Regions from separate parts of the Homo sapiens genome. Here region 1 is linked to region 2. Evidence: read pairs that join two places in POLR2A ChIA-PET (ENCODE). Cell type or tissue: OCI-LY7. All regions are shown on one strand. Links, peaks and the distances in the headings refer to the core of each region. The heading gives the core; the rest is flanking DNA.

Region 1 (8,000 bases), core at 1-8,000, 52 kb before region 2:
GCTTATTTCTCTGATATCTGAAACGGGCTGATAGTATCAGTGTTTACCCTTTCCATTTTATAGACTGGGAGAGTGAAGCTCAGAGAAGCCACAGGTCTGGGGGCCTCTGGGGCTGGGGTTACATCCTAGGCCTCCTACCCAGAGCCCCCCACCACTCCCTGCCAGCCCACATGGAGGCCAGTCTGCTCCACGCCTCGCTGCATATTCAAATCCAACCCCCTACCCCCATCTGAGAAAAGCAATGCAAATTGGAATCACCAGTGAGCATTCAGTCTGTGTCCACCTTTGGCAACTTTGTCTGTCCTAACACATGTGATGTTTAATCCTGTGACCCTGTGCCCTGCATCCTGGCCACAGCTCTCCTGGCAGGACCCCAGCCACATCTTTCTACCTTGTGGGATAAAGGATGCTCAGGGTAGGGGGTGCAGGTAACAGGAGCTCAGGGCTTCAGCAGAGCCGGAAGTTGGATCCAGGCCTCTGGTGCCATGGTGACGGTTGCTATAGAAATGCACCAGCTGCACTCAGCACGCCTACCAGGATCTGTGGGGGTTTTTCATAGACTGGAGCCAACAGAGAAGGGGAACTCTGTAGTGGTGAGAGCCCTGGAGTGAGAGCCAAGCTTCATCTTGGGGCTGCCCTTCCCTGTGTCTCCATCTCCATCCCCTGCCATCCCCCTCCTGTCCCCCTCCTTAGTCTGTGCAGTCTCCAGCAATGGTAGCTTGGCTGCTGTGCTCTCAGCCTGCAATGCCCTTTCTGGCTTCTTCACTTGGCTAGTTCCCAGGTACCCTCCAAGCCTCATCTTAATGCTGTATTTCCTCCAGCAAATACCAAGTGTCTACTAAGCACAGGACACCATTCTGGCCACCAGGGACACAGCAGTGGCCAAGAATGACAAGGTCCCTGCTCTCATGGGGCTGCCAGTCTAGGTGGGAGTGACACAGGCATCAAGGGAGCGCCCAAGTAAATGAATGAGAACACATTCAGGTGATGCCGGGGAGAAACAAAGGAGGGCAATAGACAGGCAGTAATGGGGTTGTGGAGACTCGGTGGTCAGGGAAGCTGGGTCCAAGGAGTGGCATTGTCCTCCCTGAGCCCTCCAGCCCTCCTCCCCTCCATTTTCTGGTTCCACTGCATGGATTTTGTCCTTGAATCACAGCACTGATGACCCTAAAATGTCACTGCTTGTCTCCCAAACTTGTCTTCCAAACAGCTGCTTCCTCTTTGAAGGCAGGAGTGCAGCCTGATTTATCTCTGTGTCCCCTATGTCTGGCAATAACAGGGACTTGGTAAGGCACACATTCATAGAGTGCGTTCCATGGGCCAGGCAATGTCACAGACAGCTCTCATTTCCCCTGTATGTTGATTCCAAGACATAACTATGATTTGATCATCACTTTAGAGATTGAGGAAGCAAAGCTCATCTAGGGTTAGTGACCTGCTCCAGGTCCCGCAGCCAGTGCGTGGGAGGTTTGAGATTCAAACCCTACTCTACACTCTCTGTGCCCCTTGTATGTAATGCGGTCACAGCTTTATTAAGATATCATTCACATACCATACAATTCACCCTTTTAAGGTGTACATGCAAATGCTTTTCAGTCTATTCACAGAGTTGTGCAAACATCAGAACCATCCATTTTAGAACACTTGCATCAGAAAAAACAGGCTCATTTCTCTAGCGTGGGGGCCCACCGACCTCGGCTTTGTAGGAGGACTCGAAGTTCAGAAGTTGGCTGCAGTTGTAAATTTAGAGCTGAAGATTTCTGTGTGGGTTGCCTGACTTTTTCTTGACATATCAATAACTAGCTTTTTGCTTATTGGCACTTTAAATGTGTATGCTCGGCATCTCTGAATTAAAACCCCAATTCTCCACGGAAAATCTCTAAACAACCTACAGGCAAATAATTCAAATTCCAGGAGAGCCTTTGGAGGGCTTTCCTAGCTGGAACACGGGGTGTGCTGACCATGTGGCCACTCAGAATGTCTGGAATTCCCCAGACCCTGTGTTTGTAAAGCTCAAGGCTTTCTGGAAGCCTGACTCTGTGGCATGTGCTGACACAGAAGGGGCTGTCGCTGGGGGCCCTGGGGGCTCTCTGCACCCAGGACTATGGTGCCCTGCCCTTCGTGAAGGGCCCTTGTCCAGTTTCCTCATATGTCTGGCTCATACTTGAGACAATCACTTAGCTCCAGGACCTGTGGGTGGAGTTGACGATCAATTTGCCCTTTTCTCAGTTCGAGGGTGGCGGGGGGCGCTCCATTGTCCCTAATTTTCACATCTTCCCCCTCCTTCAACTAACCACAAGTGCTTGAATTTCACCTCTGAAGAGGTATTATTGAAGTGATGAAGGGTAACTGGTATAACTTTTTCTCCAGCTTGGTGCCCAAAAGAGGTCACTTGTGTTTTTAACCTGTGCCTTGAAGCCCCATTGCCTAATTGAGCAGCATGGTCAGCATCTCTCTTCTGGCCTCAGCCCTTCCTCCCTTAACATTATGCAAGAACCATCATTCTCCAGGGCTCAGGCTGCAGCCAGAGAGAGGTGACGTGAGCTCTGGAGGGCCCCATCCTCTCAGATCCTTTTGCTCGTGACCCGCTTTGCCTTCTCTATCCTCAGCCAGGATCCTTACACACATGACAGGAGCCAAACCTGGCCAGGTGAAGCAGAAAAGTATTTCTTAAAGGCCTGTTTATCGAGTAGCTCCCGGAGTCTTTGGGCGGGCCAGAGACCCAGGCATGGAGTCACCCAGGCAGAACAAGTTCCCAAACCACACCTCAGAGCCAGTCCTGTGAGGACACAGCTGTTCCTCCACTGGGCAGAGACGCTACACCCTGCATCACCAATAATACCAGGGCTGCTACTAGTATTATTGGTTAATTCACCCACGAAATATTTATCAAGCAGTAGCTGTCGGGTGTTATTGGTGACGCAGGGGGTTGTGTCTCTGCCCAGTGGAGGAACAGCTCCTTGCCAGAATGGATTCCATGAAGACCCTGCTTCTCGCGTCACTAGTGCCCATGCTGATGTCCTGAGAGGGGCGTGTCTGATTGGAGAAGCCCTAGTCCACGTGCCAGCTCCTAGCCACGAAGGAGGCTGGGAAGTGAATGTCAGCTTTTGTAGTAGAAGTCTTTACCCACCATGCAGGCTTCTGTGGTAGAGGGTTCCCCCCAAAATGAGCAGCCCAAACACATGATCCATGACCACCACGGCTTCCGGGCAAATTTGCCCCCCTCCTCCTTGGTGACTTCTGACCTCTGTGTGTCAAAGAATTTGAAGAGGGACAGACAATGGCTCTCAAATAAATCCTATCTTCCCCCAGGGCAATGGGTGTCTCCTTGGCTGGCATTTCCATAGCTAAGATGAATCACAAGTGACGCTGCTCAAAGTGGAGATGTCTGCTCCACGATGACCATGCGGCCCACACAGACCCAGGTGGAAGAGGCTGTTCCCCAAAGGAAAAGGGAGGTGCTGTTTTTAAAAGAGGGAACTCTAGGCAGGAAAACAACGTATGTCCACCTCAGCTGGGGCATCCTATGGCCACGATATTACGAAACAAAAACAACACATTGAAGAAGACGCAGATGGGTCTTTTTTTTGAGACGGAGTCTCGCATTGTCGCCCAGGCTGGAGTAAAAATGGCACGATCTTGGCTCACTGCAACCTCCGCCTCCCAGGTTCAAGAGATTCTCTTGCCTCAGCCCCCCGAGTAGCTGGGATTACAGGCGCCTGCTACCATGTCTGGTATTTTTTGTATTTTCAGTAGAGATGGGGTTTCACTAAGTTGGCTAGACTGGTCTCGAACTCCTGACCTCATGATCCACCCGCCTCGGCCTCCCAAAGTGCTGGGATTACAGGCGTGAGCCACCACACCTGGCCGCAGAGGGGTCTTCTTTAGAAGGATGTGGAATGCAAATGGCCCAATGCCTGTCCTTGCACTCATATCCCCACCAGGCATTCCTTTTCCTCTCCTCTCTGGCTTGCAGGGGAGGCTTTTCCCCATTCCTTCCTATATGGTCCAGGGAAAGCTTTGATGCCCTCGTGAGTTCTTTACTCATTGAGAAATGCTGTGTTCTGGGGGTTAGAGAATGACCCTGGGCGCATCTGGGTTCTGCTCTGAACTCTGCCCCTTTTTCACAAGTTGGGCGCAACTTTCTTTTTCTTTCTAAGCCTCAATTTCCTCACCGATAGAATAATAAAAATAATAGCAATTCTGCCATAAGATTGTTGTAAAATTCAAATGAGATTATCCAAGTGAAGTAAATAACACTACAGGGTATGGAGTAATTCTTGATAAAAGGCAGTCATTTTAATAATACTGATGATAGTATAAACAATCACTATTTCCATGGTTTTTTCTAGCTTTAACAGATAGGACAAGTTATGCACTATTCCTGAGCCTGTTTCCTCTGCTGTAAAGTTATGCCTGCTTTCAGAGGGTGACTGTAAGAATGTTTATAAACCATGTGGAAGGAATCTAGCAGAGTATCTAGAACATAGTAGGTACACAGCACCCCCCACCCCCAACACTTTGCACCTCTGTATTTATTTCGCTGGGAAAAGCCACCTCGGAGTATTTATTCTGTGAGGAGAGTCACAACAAAACATCGATGGTGTCTTCAACCAGGAAAGACTTTCCAATCTAGATGATGTAGGGAAAAAAACCATTCTCCATGGATGTGGCACCTGGGCTCAGGAAGGGGCCATGAGAGATTGTGATCTTGTTCAAAAATGTCCATGGTCCTCGTTAGGGAAGATTCTACTTCTCTGTCCCATTAACTTCAGGCTTTGCCATGTGACTTGTTATGGCTAATGCAATGTGAGGGAAGTGAAGATTGATACTTCTAGGAAAAGCTTAAGGAATCATCTTGTGGCTTCCTATATTCTTTTCCCCTTCGCCACAAAATTAGCACCGTTCCAGATAAAGGCTGCCCCATCCTCCTGGGTCCCCAGATAAGGCAGATGTGGGGCAGAGCCACAGCCACCTCACAGTGGCCATGTAGCATGGGTGAGAAATTATCCATTATTGTCGTAAACTGCTGGGAATTTGGAGTTGTTTGTTATGGCAGCCTAGCCTAGCCTAACTAACCCAGGCCAGATACTCCAAATAATCTTTTCCCTCCCTACCACCTGTGGCCAGATTCTTTGCTTCTAGTCAGGAATAGGAGTATTATCTCATTCTGCCTTAGAGAAGGACAAGGCGGCTGTATGCAGTGAGGACACCGTCTCAGTGTGTGGAGTTGTGTTCAAAGTTGTGTATGAATGGTGACCCGCTCTCAGCTGGTTGTTGAAGTGCAGTGTAATGAACTACAAGTTGCCTACCCAGCTTCCTTTCTGCCTTTGTGCCTTGACAACATATCCCTGATTTTCTAAGTTCTCCACCCTAGCTTCACATGTGTCAGGGAGCTGACTCCATCCTAGGTGTAGGAGGTGATTCTGAGCAGTCTAAGCCAGTGTTACTCAAAGTGTGGTCCATTGAGCAGTGCTGTTCTGCAGCGAACTATTTATTTACTACTGCTGTGTAATAAGTATAGAAACGGAGAGTGTTTAGAAACTTTTATAGCTATTTGACTTTGCTATGGCATCCAAACATGTGAACAGTGGATTCCTCTGTTGAACAGGGTATAGGTGCTGTCAAAATTACCTGGTAAATTCCATATGATAAAACTGCATGCTTATCATGTGCAAAATAGGACCACATATGGACCCACGGATGGTCTAGGCCAATCAGGCTAATCCTCTTTCATGAACCAGTGACTGGTCTCAGTTTCAGCATGTGGCCCAAATCTGGGCAATGAGACATGAGAGGAGTCTGATGGGGCTACTGGAAAGGTTTCCATATCTCTGTTTTTTTTTTACATTAAAAAAATTAATTAATGTTTTTGTACATGAATAAGTTCTTTAGTGGTGATTTCTGAGATTTTGGTGCACCCATCACCCGAGCAGTGTACACTGTACCCAATGCATAGTCTTTTATCCGTTGCCCCCTCCCACCCTTTCCCCGGAGTCCCCAAAGTCCATTGTATGGTTCTTATGCCTTTGTATCTTCATAGCTTAGCTCCCACTAATGAGTGAGAACATATGATATTTGGTTTTCCATTCCTGAATTACTTCATTCCTGAGTTACTTCCATTCCTGGGTTACTTCACTTAGTTACTTCCATACCTGAGTTACTTACATTCCTGAGTTACTTCACTTAGAATAATGGTCTCACTCGGGAGGCTGAGGCAGGAGAATCGCTTGAACCTGGGAGGTGGAGGTTGCAGTTAGCCAAGGTAGAAACACTGTACTCCAGCCTGGGCAATAGAGCAAGACTCTGTCTCAAAAAAACAGAAAAAAAAGAAAGAATAATGGTCTCCAATTATTTCATTCCTTTTTATAGCTGAGTAGTATTTCATTTTTTATATATATATATAACATTTTCTTTATCCATTTGTTGACTCACGGGCATTTGGGCTTGTTCCATATTCTTACAATTACAAATTGTGCTGCCATAAACATGTGTGTGCAAGTATCTTTTTCATATAATGACTTGTTTTCCTCTGGGTAGATACCTAGTAGTGGGATTGTTGGATTAAACAGTGGATCTACTTTTAGTTCTTTAAGGAATCTCCACACTATTTTCCATAGTAGTTGTACTAGTTTACATTCCTACCAACGGTGTACAAGTGTTCCCCTTTCACCATGTCCAAGCCAACATGTATTATTTTTTGATTATGCCATTCTTGCAGGAGTAAGCTGGTACCTCATGGTGGTTTTGATTTGCATTTCCCTGATAATTAGTGATGTTGAGCATTTTTCCATATACTTGTTAGCCATTTGTAGATCTTCTTTTGAGAATTGTCTGTGTCCTTATTCCACTTTTTTGACAAGATTGCTTGTTTTTTTTTACTTGTTGATTTCTTTGAGTTCTTTATAGATTCTGGATATTAGTCCTTTGCTGGATGTATAAATGGAATGCTGGATTTTGTCAAATGCTTATTCTGCATCTATTGAGATGATCATGTGAATTTTGTTTTTAATTCTGTTTTTGTGGTGTGTCACATTTATTGACTTGTGTATGCTAAATCATCTCTGCATCCGTGGTATGAAATCCACTTGATCATGGTGGATTATCTTTTTGATATGCTGTTGGATTTAATTAGCTAGTATTTCGTGGATTTTTGCATCTGTGTTCATCAGGGATATTGGTCTGTAGTTTGTTTGTTTGTTTGTTATGTCCTTTCCTGTTTTTGGTGATACTGGCTTCATAGAATAACTTAGAAAGGGTTTCCTGTCTCTCTATCTTTTGGAATAGCGTCAATAGGATGGGTACCAATTCTTCTTTGAATGTCTGATATAATTCAGCTGTGAATCTGTCTGGTCCTGGATTTTTTTTTGTTGGTAACTTTTTAATTACCTTTTCAATTTTGCTCCTTGTTATTGGTCTGTTCAGAGTTTCTATGTCTTCCTGGTTTAATCTATGAGGGTGGTATATTTCCAGGAATTTATCCATCTCTTCTAGGTTTTCTAGTTTATGCAACTGAAGGTGTTCATAGTAGCCTTGGATGATCTTTTGTATTTCTGTGGTATCAGTTGTAATATCTCCCGTTTCATTTCTAATTGAGCTTATTTGGATCTTCTATCTTCTTTACTTGGTTAATCTCATGGTTTATCAATTTTATTTATCTTTTCAAAGAACACGCTTTTTGTTCCATTTATCTTTTGTATTTTTTGGTTTCAATTTTATTTAATTCTGCTCTGATCTTGATTATTTATTTTCTTCTGCTGGATTTGGGTTTGATTGTTTCTCTAGCTTCTTGGGTTGTGATTTTAGATTGCCTATTTATGCTCTTTTGGACTTTCTGATGTAGGCATTTAATGCTATGAACTTTCTTCTTAGCACTGCTTTTACTGTATCCCAGAGGTTTTGATAGGCTTACTATTATTTTTCAGTTCAAAGAATTTTTAAATATCCATCTTGATTTCATTGCTGACCCAATGATCATTCAGGAACAAGTTATTTAATTT
Region 2 (9,404 bases), core at 126-8,125:
GTAGGGAAGGGAAATATACCTGCGATCCCTTAAAAATGTTTTTAAAAAGACGGGATCGATGGAGTGTGAACTGTGACCTGGACTCTGTGCTAATTGGGCTCCCTGAATGGTTTTTAACTTCATTCTTACAACAATTCCTCATTTACAGAGGAGGAAACTGAGGCCCGGAGGGGTGGAGTCATTTGCACTGGTTGCAGAGTTGGTGGCAGCAGGATTCAGACTCAGGGTCTCATCTTCCCTCTGATATTGGTAACCTCTCAGCCCGCTGTGTGCTCACCAACACACACATCTGCCTGCGCATGTTCAATTTCTGTCTATTGAGGTTGTGACGTGGGCCTGAGAGGTGTCAGGGATGTGAGTGTGTGAAGGGTGAGGGCTGGGGGTCTCCACACCAGCCTCCAGGGCCCCAGGGCAGAGTGTGCTCAGCTGGACTGAGAAGGGGCAGGAGCTGGATGGGGCCACTGTCCATCCCTAAGACCGGGCTCCTCTCTCAGCAGGGTCGCCTCTGCCATCCCTCTGGGCCTATGCAGGTTTGGCTGCGTCAGGTGACCAGGTGTGTGGTGGGGGGGAGGATGTGGAAGAACAGAGCAACTCCAAACTCCTTTGCCATCACTAAAGGGCCCTTCCTGCCTTTAGTTTTAGACCGTTGTATTCAATGTGAAGGTTGTTGCTTATAACAGGATAACGGTCATTTAAAATGTTAAAAGTAAGCATATTACCATTTGTTGAGAGTTTGCTACATGTAGGAAGCAAGAATGAGCAAGTGGTAAGAGTCAACACTGTCTTTCCATCCTCATAACATGCCAGGGAGGACGGTAAAATTATGCCCATTATCCTGATGAGGAAAACTGAGGCCCGCAACTCACATTACTTTCTTCAGATAATTGCACAGCTAGGAAATGGCAGGGCTGTGATTTTTACCTGTGCTATTAAACATTTGCCAACTCTGCTGCAAAAGGGAGACTGCTTTTTCATCTGGCCTTGACTCTTCAGCCAGCCACCTTCCTGCCTATGCCTCCCAGCTTTGGAGAAATTATAGGTGTAGCCTGTGCTTTGGGTTTTGTGCAAGGGCTCGCAAAAGTATGCTTGCTGGTCTCACACCCTGAATCATAGTTTAGCATTTAAAGTTGGAAACAATCTCTGTGGTCATCTAAATTTAATCTTTTTGCTGGCAGTTAGGGAAACTAAAGCTCAGGAAGGAAAAGTTCTGGACTGGGGCTTGAACCCTGGTCTCTAGACTTTGCATCCAGTTCTTCATCTATTAGAAGCCTCCTAGGTTCATTCATTCATTCAATTATTCACTCATTCATTTGTTCAGTCCCTTGAGCAGCATTTCAGTGAGTTTGCCTATATCATTTCACTTGATTCTCAAAAAATAAAAACTCATGAGATCAGTTACATTGTAGCTGATGAGACAAAGATGCAGATGAGGAGACTGAGTTTCAGAGAGGTGAAGCAAGTGGTCCAAGATCCCAGCAGGCAAGTAGCAGAGGTAGAATTTGAAGCCAGGTCTTTGGAGAAAAGGGAGGCAGCTGGGGAGTCGGATGAGGCAACCAGTTGGAGCTGGGTAGTCAGGGCAGCCTTGGCCTTTGGTGAGCTTCGCCTCCATTTTGGGAGTGAGGGGTGAAGGAAGTCACAGGGCTAGAGTTGCAGGTAGGGGTTGAGCTGGGCTGGTGGGTGAAGGGAGGCCATGGAAACAGATATCCCTGATGTAGGACCATGAGAGGGTCGCGGGATGGCCTTCCTGAGATGCCTCCAGGCAAGAATCTGAGGAGACCACACTGAGCACTGCCATCTATGGAACCATACCAGGGCCCCATGGCTGGGCTCAGCACCTCCTAGGAGTGGCACCAGGTCTGCATTCATTGGGTAGGACTAGGGAGGGGCTCAGAGAGGAGGACAGGTGCAGTGACCTGGTGGTTCACATCCAGTCACTCCTACCTATTCCGAAGTGTTGAATTCACAGCATCGAAGGGCTTATAGCTTATCCAGATTATTGGGACCAGCATTTCCCAAAGTGTGTGTGTAGGGGGGGCAATAGATGGGGGTGATTACTTGGGGTCTGCGAGGACAGGGAGATGGTGCATAAGCCTGGTTCTAAATAACATGTTAAGCAGTGAGGATTGCAGTCCCTCTTCAGTTCTCCTTCAAGCCTGTGATCACGCAGGGAGAAGGGTCTCACCTGGGTGCTGGCGTTTCTTTAACACGTCCCCTAACACTTGCCAGTCTCCTTTCACCCACCCTCCAAGTGTTTAGGAAGGACCAGCCTCTAACTAAAGCCTGTAACCTTCCTCATTCAGTTTTCATTTTACTTCTACTGTTACCTTCTATCAGTGGCAAATGGTCCCAGCTCATTAATGACAGTAACATTATAAAGACCTCCTTTAGGTTAGTGATTTAGGTTTTAAGAGGTTGCTGTTTGGGAGACAAGTATTAAGTCATGAATGCTGCAGGCTTCCTAGGCTGTGGCAATGTTGTGGAATAGAAGGAAAGTCAGTGCAGGTGGGAGGCATTGAGCCTGCTGGCCCTCCACTCTGCAAATGGAGTGTAGAGACAGGGCGGGGTTTGCCCCGAAACGTGCAGGAAGCCAGTCCTCCAGGCTGCCAGCGGACACCTCCCCTACTACCTTTTTCTTCCTGAGGACCTGCAATGCCTCCCTCTGCACCCTCTGTCATTTACACACCTGGAAATGTGTCCTCTTTATCCCAGCCTCTTCAGACATTGCTGCAAGTTCTGATCTTGCCTCATACTTGAGAAGCCCTCAGTCTTTCGGCAGATGGCCTGCTGGCGTGTAAGCAGGAAGGTAAACGCCCCCAGTTTCCATCCCTCACAGCAGGCACCTGTCTGCCCTCTCACGGGACTCCCACTTCCTGGCCAGGCTGCTATGGAAATTCCACTCAGTGTCCAGAACTCACCTGTAGCCTCACTTTCTCTAGTACCATTTCCTGGGGCCCCAGGGTGAAGGCACCCCCGCTTTGCTCTCAGCCCCCTGCGACTCCCACAGCACTTCCCACAGGATAGCGTGACTATCTGGTTATGGGTCCATCACCCCATTTTATTGTGCACACCTTGAGGCAAGTACAGGGCCTTCCTTAATTTGACATTCCCAGGACCTGGGCCTGACCCGTGGAAGGTCCATGGTGAAGACTGTTGAACAGTAATAATAGTTGTAACAATTGCCATTCACTGAATACTCCTTGCATTAGACACTGCGTGATGGACTTTATTTATATTATTTTATTGAATCCTCATAGCAGCCTCAATAATTAAGATCAAACACTATCCCCATTTTTATGAATGAGGACACTGAGCTCAGAGATGTTTAGTATCTTGCTCAAGGACACTCAGTAAAATACAGAACTGAGGCTTGAAACAAAGCAGCTCTGGAGCCAGTGTTCTCAGGAAGCTAGGGGAGGTGCATGGGGCGGCCACACACACACACACACACACACACACACACACACACACGCGCGTGCGCGCGTGCTCATACACCCATACTGAGACTGGAGTGATGAATGCACAGGTGTCTTCCCTGCCTCTCCTCCCCCTCTGTTTGCTGTTTGCTCCCACAGCCTCTGTACCTTCCGGGCCCCTGGCTGTGGCTGCCTGTGGGTGCTGCCGCCCTCGCCCTGCAGGCTGGCCTGGCTGCCCACCGGGAGCCCATTAGTCAAGTCATCCTAGGCAGAATTATGCCTTCACCGAAATGATATCCAGGCCCAGCGGCTGGGCTTGTGTGCAAATTTGTGCTGATTTGATTAGTTTGTTTAGTCATCGCTGCTGATGAGAGCGGGCCACGGCCACCAAATGACATTCTGCTGCCTGCAACTCTGTAATCGCTTTTGGAAGGGATATTATGTTAATATCTCACACGAGAGTCTCCGATCATGCAGGACGATGGGCGGCCAGGCCTGGGCCATATGGTGCATCCGAGGCCCTCCTTTGTAATCCTGGGTAATTGAAATCCTCTGCCTTATTCAAACTTGGAAAGCCCACCATATGATGGGTAGCAGAGGGCCCTTTGGCAATTTACTTGCCAGTCCTTTTGGGGACTTTCTTTGGGGTATGATGGCAGTATGAGCGGAGATTTATGCCAGAGAAACTTGACCATTTTTAGAAACAAAAATCTCTGGCGCTGGGCGCTGTCGCTCATGCCTGTAATCCCAGTACTTTGGGAGGCCGAGGCAGGCGGATCACGAAGTCAGGAGTCGAGACCATCCTGGCTAACACGGTGAAACCACGTCTCTACTAAAAATACAAACAAAATTAGCGGGGCGTAGTGGCGGGTGCCTGTAGTCCCAGCTACTCGGGAGGCTGAGGCAGGAGAATGGCGTGAACCTGGAAGGCGGAGCTTGCAGTGAGCCGAGATTGCTCCACTGCACTCCAGCCTGGGTGACAGAGCAAGACCTTGTCTCAAAAAAAAAAAAAAAAAAAAAAAGAAACAAAAACCTCTGGCACCTGATGGTTTAAGAAGAAAACAATAACCACAACAGCAATAATAGTAACTTCTAGTTAGCAAGCAGTTCTAATGTTCCAGGCGCCCAGATCAGGGCTTTACATAAGCTGAGGTGCTTTAGGGCAATCTGTCAGTCAAGTATTACTCCCATTTGGAGGATGAGAAAGCTGAGCCTCAGAGAGACCAACCAGCTTGCCTGAGGCCACTGGCGAAAAGTGGAGATAACAGGACTTCTCCCTTGTTTGTCTGACCACAAGCCTTGCTATAGTCAGACTCAGCTTGCAGGGTTTTTGAGAATATCAACAACCCCCAGACAGCTACCACTTAATGCAGTGCTTGGCAAGCTTCAGCAAGTGTCAGAAATCCCTGGTGGTCTCATTAAGGCATAAATTGCTGGGTCCCACCCCCAGAGTTACTGATTCAGCAGGTCTGAGGTGGGACCCAGGAATTTGCATTTCTAACAAGTTCCCAAGTGATGCTGGTGCTGCTGGTCCCGGGATCACACTTTGAAGACCACCAGCCTAGCCGATCCTTACTGTAAGTCCAGTACTGCCCAAATAGGAGAGGTAGGTATCCTCACTTTCATCTTTTTTTTTTTTTTTTGACAGAGTCTCGCTCTGTCGCCCATGCTGGAGTGCAGTGGCGCGATCCTGGCTCACTGCAAGCTCTGCCTCCCAGGTTCACGCCATTCTCCTGCTTCAGCCTCCCGAGTAGCTGGGACTACAGGCACCTGCCACCACGCCTGGCTAATTTTTTTGTATTTTTAGTAGAGACGGGGTTTCACCGTGTTAGCCAGGATGGTCTCGATCTCCTGACCTCGTGATCCGCCCGCCTCGGCCTCCCGAAGTGTTGGGATTACAGGCGTGAGCCACCGCGCCCGGCCTTTCACTTTCATTTTTCTGATGAGGAAATGGAAGCTTGGATAGGTGAATTTGCTTTCCTAGTGTCTTTTACCTAGGACATAGGATGTGAAAGGAGGTGACTGTGTCCACAGCCAGAAAGTTTGTAAAACTAGAACTCAGCCCAGGTTTCCTGATTTACCATCCAAAGAGGTGGCCTCGGGGAGGTGGTGTTACATTTTAATTTTGCCTCTGCCAGAAAACTGGAGGGTGTGTCAATGCTCGTTCCTAACGGCTTGCCTCATGGTCCCGGGAGGTCGCTCACATTCTCCTGCAGGACTTGGTGTGGCCGGCATGGCTTGGGCCATGGTGGGCTCCTGTTGTGTGGACTTGCAGGGCAGGCCAGGTCTCGCTGTGAAGCTACCCTGTGCTTGCAGGCAAGGACACCAAGCTGGGATAGAACCCTGGGCAGGTGAAGAGCTGGGAGGTTTGGGGCCGAGTGCATGGGCTTTGCTCAGTTCCGCTGTCCAGGATACTGCATGCTCTGCAAGGAGGCAGGTGACTGCTAATTAGAGGTCCCCGTTCCTTACCTAATGGTCAAGGTCTGCCCAGGCTGGCCAGAGAGATAATCATTGTTCAACCTCCCTTTATTCCCCTCCCCTCCTTGCCCTCCACTTCCCAACCAGGTGAAAGAAAAAGAGACTTGGTAATTCACTGAGCATCACCCAAGACCGGGCGCAGACCTACACCCTGGCGTATAAAAGACGTAGTACTCACGTCATTCCTGTTTCACAGATGCACAGACTTACTCTTGGAGAGGCTCCTCCCAAAAGTCACCCAGCTGGTAAGTGGGACAGAGCAAGGACTTGGAGTGACACAGGCTAAATCCAGGCCTCTGTCCACTCCTCCGACTGCCTCTCTCCTCCCTGTCCCTTTCTTTAAGATGCTAAGGAGCATTTGTCAGACTCCTGGAGGAGAAATATTGTTTTCAGTGATTCCCAAGCCTATTTGTCAGTTGAAACTCATTTATTTTCTTCCTTCTTTTCTCATTTTTTTTTTAAGTGCAGAGTGCCTTTTGGGAATCAGATACTAGGGACTCAAGGACTCCTGGCTTGTCCCCTTGTCTCCAAAGCCCCATCCTCACAGCTCAGGCAGCTGGGTGCCTGTGGTGTGCTCACTGGGCTGGAAGCTCCAGACGGGGCAGGAGGGAGCCTGACTATTCTCTGCAGTGTGGTGGCCCCAGGGCCTGGTGCTTGATACACACACACACACGCACACACACGCACACGCACACGCGTGCATATACATATGTATGTATTTATATTTGTTTGTTGGTAGCAAATGTTTATTTCTTATAGCTCTCAGTAGCCAGAAGGGCCATCCTAAGCCAGCCAGTCTTGCTTGCTGACCTGGAGAAATAAATGCCTCTTCTGCCAGGTAGCTTGGAGCACAAGGGCATAGGTGAAAACACGGGCCTCAGGGGCCTCACCTCTGAGTCCCATTCTGCCCCCTCAGAGCTGCGAGACCTGGGGCAAGTCCCTTTCTTCTCTGGGCCACAGGTATTCTCATGGGCCTCCCTCCCAGGCTTTTGTGCCAATCCAGGAGGCATGCAAGCCTCTGGGACGGTGGGCCATCCCATGGAGGTGAGCTGCTGCTAGGCTGCAGCCTTCAGAGGAAGAATTTGAATTAAACAGGGAGAGAAGTCACACCACCTCAGGGAGCCATCTAAGTCTGTGTTGTCTGAAGCAGTAGCCAGTTTAGACCTGTGGCTATTTACTTTCAGCAGATAATTAAGTTAAATTAAGCACAGTTCCTTCTGCACAGTAGCCACATCACAGGTATTCGGTAGCCACATCTGGAGAGTGGCTACTCTATTGGACAGTGCAGATGGGGACATGTCCACCATGGCAAAGATCCCAATGGGACTGCACCAAGTCCCACTGTGTTGTCATGCTTATTGTTTTCATGTCCTAACACTGCTCATGACACATAGCCTAGTGGAAGTCCCCTTGGATCTGCTTTTTGGAGAAAGAGGGGAACATGCATTTGAAATCATCCACTACATGATTTTATTTGCTCCTACACTGATTGATTGATTGACTTTTGAGACAGGGGCTTGCTCTGTCACTAAGACTAGAGTGCAGTGGTGTGATCATGCCCACTGAACTCCTGGCCTCAAGCCATCCTCCAACCTCAGCCTCCCAAAGTGCTGGGATTACAGGCGGGAGCCGCTGTGTCTGATCACACCTAGTTTTCTTTTAGATGCAAATATCCAAAACACTTGCAGAGTTAGCTGAAATTGGTTAGGTGTTCTCTCACCCATCTTATTCTATCACTTGCTCTATAGCCCTTTCTTAGCACCTAGGAGCAGCCTGGACTTCAGCTCAGCCCAGCTCAGGGTAACAGTGTCCCACAGCGTTAGTGATGTCCAGACGAATGAGGCTTTTACTCTACTTCCTAGGCTGGTGCCCCCAGCGTCTAGACTGCATCAAGATCACAGGTTCCTCTCTCTCCTGAAGGACTGTCTGCCACGGGGGACTCCCTGCCATTGTCCCACACATGCTATCAAGGCAGAGGGTGACGAGCCCAGAACCCAATCCCCAGTTGACACTCTGTCCATGAATTTAAGTCCCCCAAAGAATGCCCCTAATGTCCACTAGAGCCCTCTACACGACCCTGTCAGCAGTGATGGATATTACATTTGTGTGTCTAGTTGGAGTTCCAATTCTGCCCCTGCAATGTATTAGTTGTGTGACATGAGCATGTGACATAAACTTTTTGAGCCTTGGTTGACCCTTCTGGAAAGCGAAGACTCTGTTATCTTGCTCACCATGTGGCAGTGAGTTCACGTGAGATGGTGCAGTGTTTCCAAACTTTTCTAGCCCATGTCCCTTTTGCTAAACACAGACATCTCTGCCTTCCTTGTGGAAGACTCCACCTTTCTATACCGCCCCACTGATAAGTATTTCATGCACATTTACCAGCCAAGAACACTTTGTCCAACTTTCCCACAATTTGTATTATGAAATGAAAGGGTTTTTTTTGTCTTCCAAAAATATGAAATTATGTTTTGATGCTGGCTCTGTTGTTCCGAGCTATACCCTTTTGCTTCCCCTCGCCTTCCTTATCTTAGTTCTAGTATACCCCCAGAAGATCACCCCCACATCACAAATGGAACAGGTGGGCAGTGCCCGGTGATGAGCTGCAGGTGACAGGCACTCACGAAACAGTGGGTCCCCACACCCTGCAGAGGAAAGGAGACCTGCAGGCAGACCCTGCAGCCATGGCCAGATGAAGGTCAATCCAAGTCTGGTTTCGAGTAGCACCTCTGCAGACCCGCAAGTGTAGATAAGTTCCTTAATATCATCTCATAGCTCTCTTCACTTTTTAAAAAAGTAGACCTTATTTTTTAGAGCAGTTTTAGGTTTGCAGAAAATACAGAAACTTTCAGTATATCCCCTCCGCCCACTATCCCAGTTGTCTGCCCCATTGCTAACCTCTTGCATTGGTGTGGTACATTTGTTACAATGGGTGAACCCATATTGATACACTATTATTAGCTCCAGTTCATAGTTTACTTTAGGCTTCCTTCTCTGTGTTAGACAGTTCTACGGGTTTTGGCAAATGCGTTGTCTCCACACCCATCATTACGGTACCATACAGAATTGTTTTTCTGCCTTAAAATTGCCCCTTGCTCCGGCTACGCATCACCCCCCTCCTTCTACCCTGGGCCCAGTTTTCTTCACTTTTTCTTCAGTGCATTTATTGCAGTTGTAAAGATCGAATTTGGAATTACTTGATTAAAATCGGCCTTCCCCACGGGACCGTAAGCAGCTTCACGAGGGCAACCGCTACGTCGGGCTTTGCCACACTGTGTCTCCTGGGCTTTCTCACAGTGCATGGCATATGTTAGTGTAAACAGTTGAACAAATGAATGAATGAATGAATGAGTGAATGAGAAGTGAAGTAGAGGCAATGAAGGAGGCTGGAGGAAGGAGGTGTCAGGGCAAGAAGAGGAAGCCTCACCCAAATCAACATTGCCCATCCCAGGAGCCTCCCTTTGAGGACAATGAAATGGCAAAGCAAAACTGTTCTGGAACCAAATGGCTGAT

Evidence for each region. Peaks named below come from ENCODE experiments on the same cell type or tissue, not always from the same donor. Only the 100,000 strongest peaks of a DNase experiment are listed, where the experiment ranks them.
Region 1: POLR2A ChIA-PET joins it to region 2 with 6 read pairs; 3 of 35 experiments call an interaction of 5 or more read pairs at or near these places.

What each region holds. Positions count from the first base shown.
Region 1 is chr5:173,643,602-173,651,601 of GRCh38, forward strand. The region is part of intron 2 of LINC01863 (long intergenic non-protein coding RNA 1863); the gene reads left to right. Among named protein-coding and RNA genes, the nearest start is that of LINC01863, 5.2 kb to the left of the region's middle. In OCI-LY7, for the core only: no CTCF peak of the experiment used is centred there; a DNase peak (open chromatin) is centred at 500; H3K4me3 peaks cover 1,207 bases; H3K27ac peaks cover 971 bases.
Region 2 is chr5:173,695,551-173,704,954 of GRCh38, forward strand. It overlaps LINC01942 (long intergenic non-protein coding RNA 1942), which reads left to right. Exons shown (of 3, transcript NR_146727.1): 2 at 5,979-6,136. Among named protein-coding and RNA genes, the nearest start is that of LINC01942, 11 kb to the left of the region's middle. In OCI-LY7, for the core only: no CTCF peak of the experiment used is centred there; DNase peaks (open chromatin) are centred at 2,811, 3,461, 4,591 and 4,779; H3K4me3 peaks cover 2,986 bases; H3K27ac peaks cover 3,591 bases.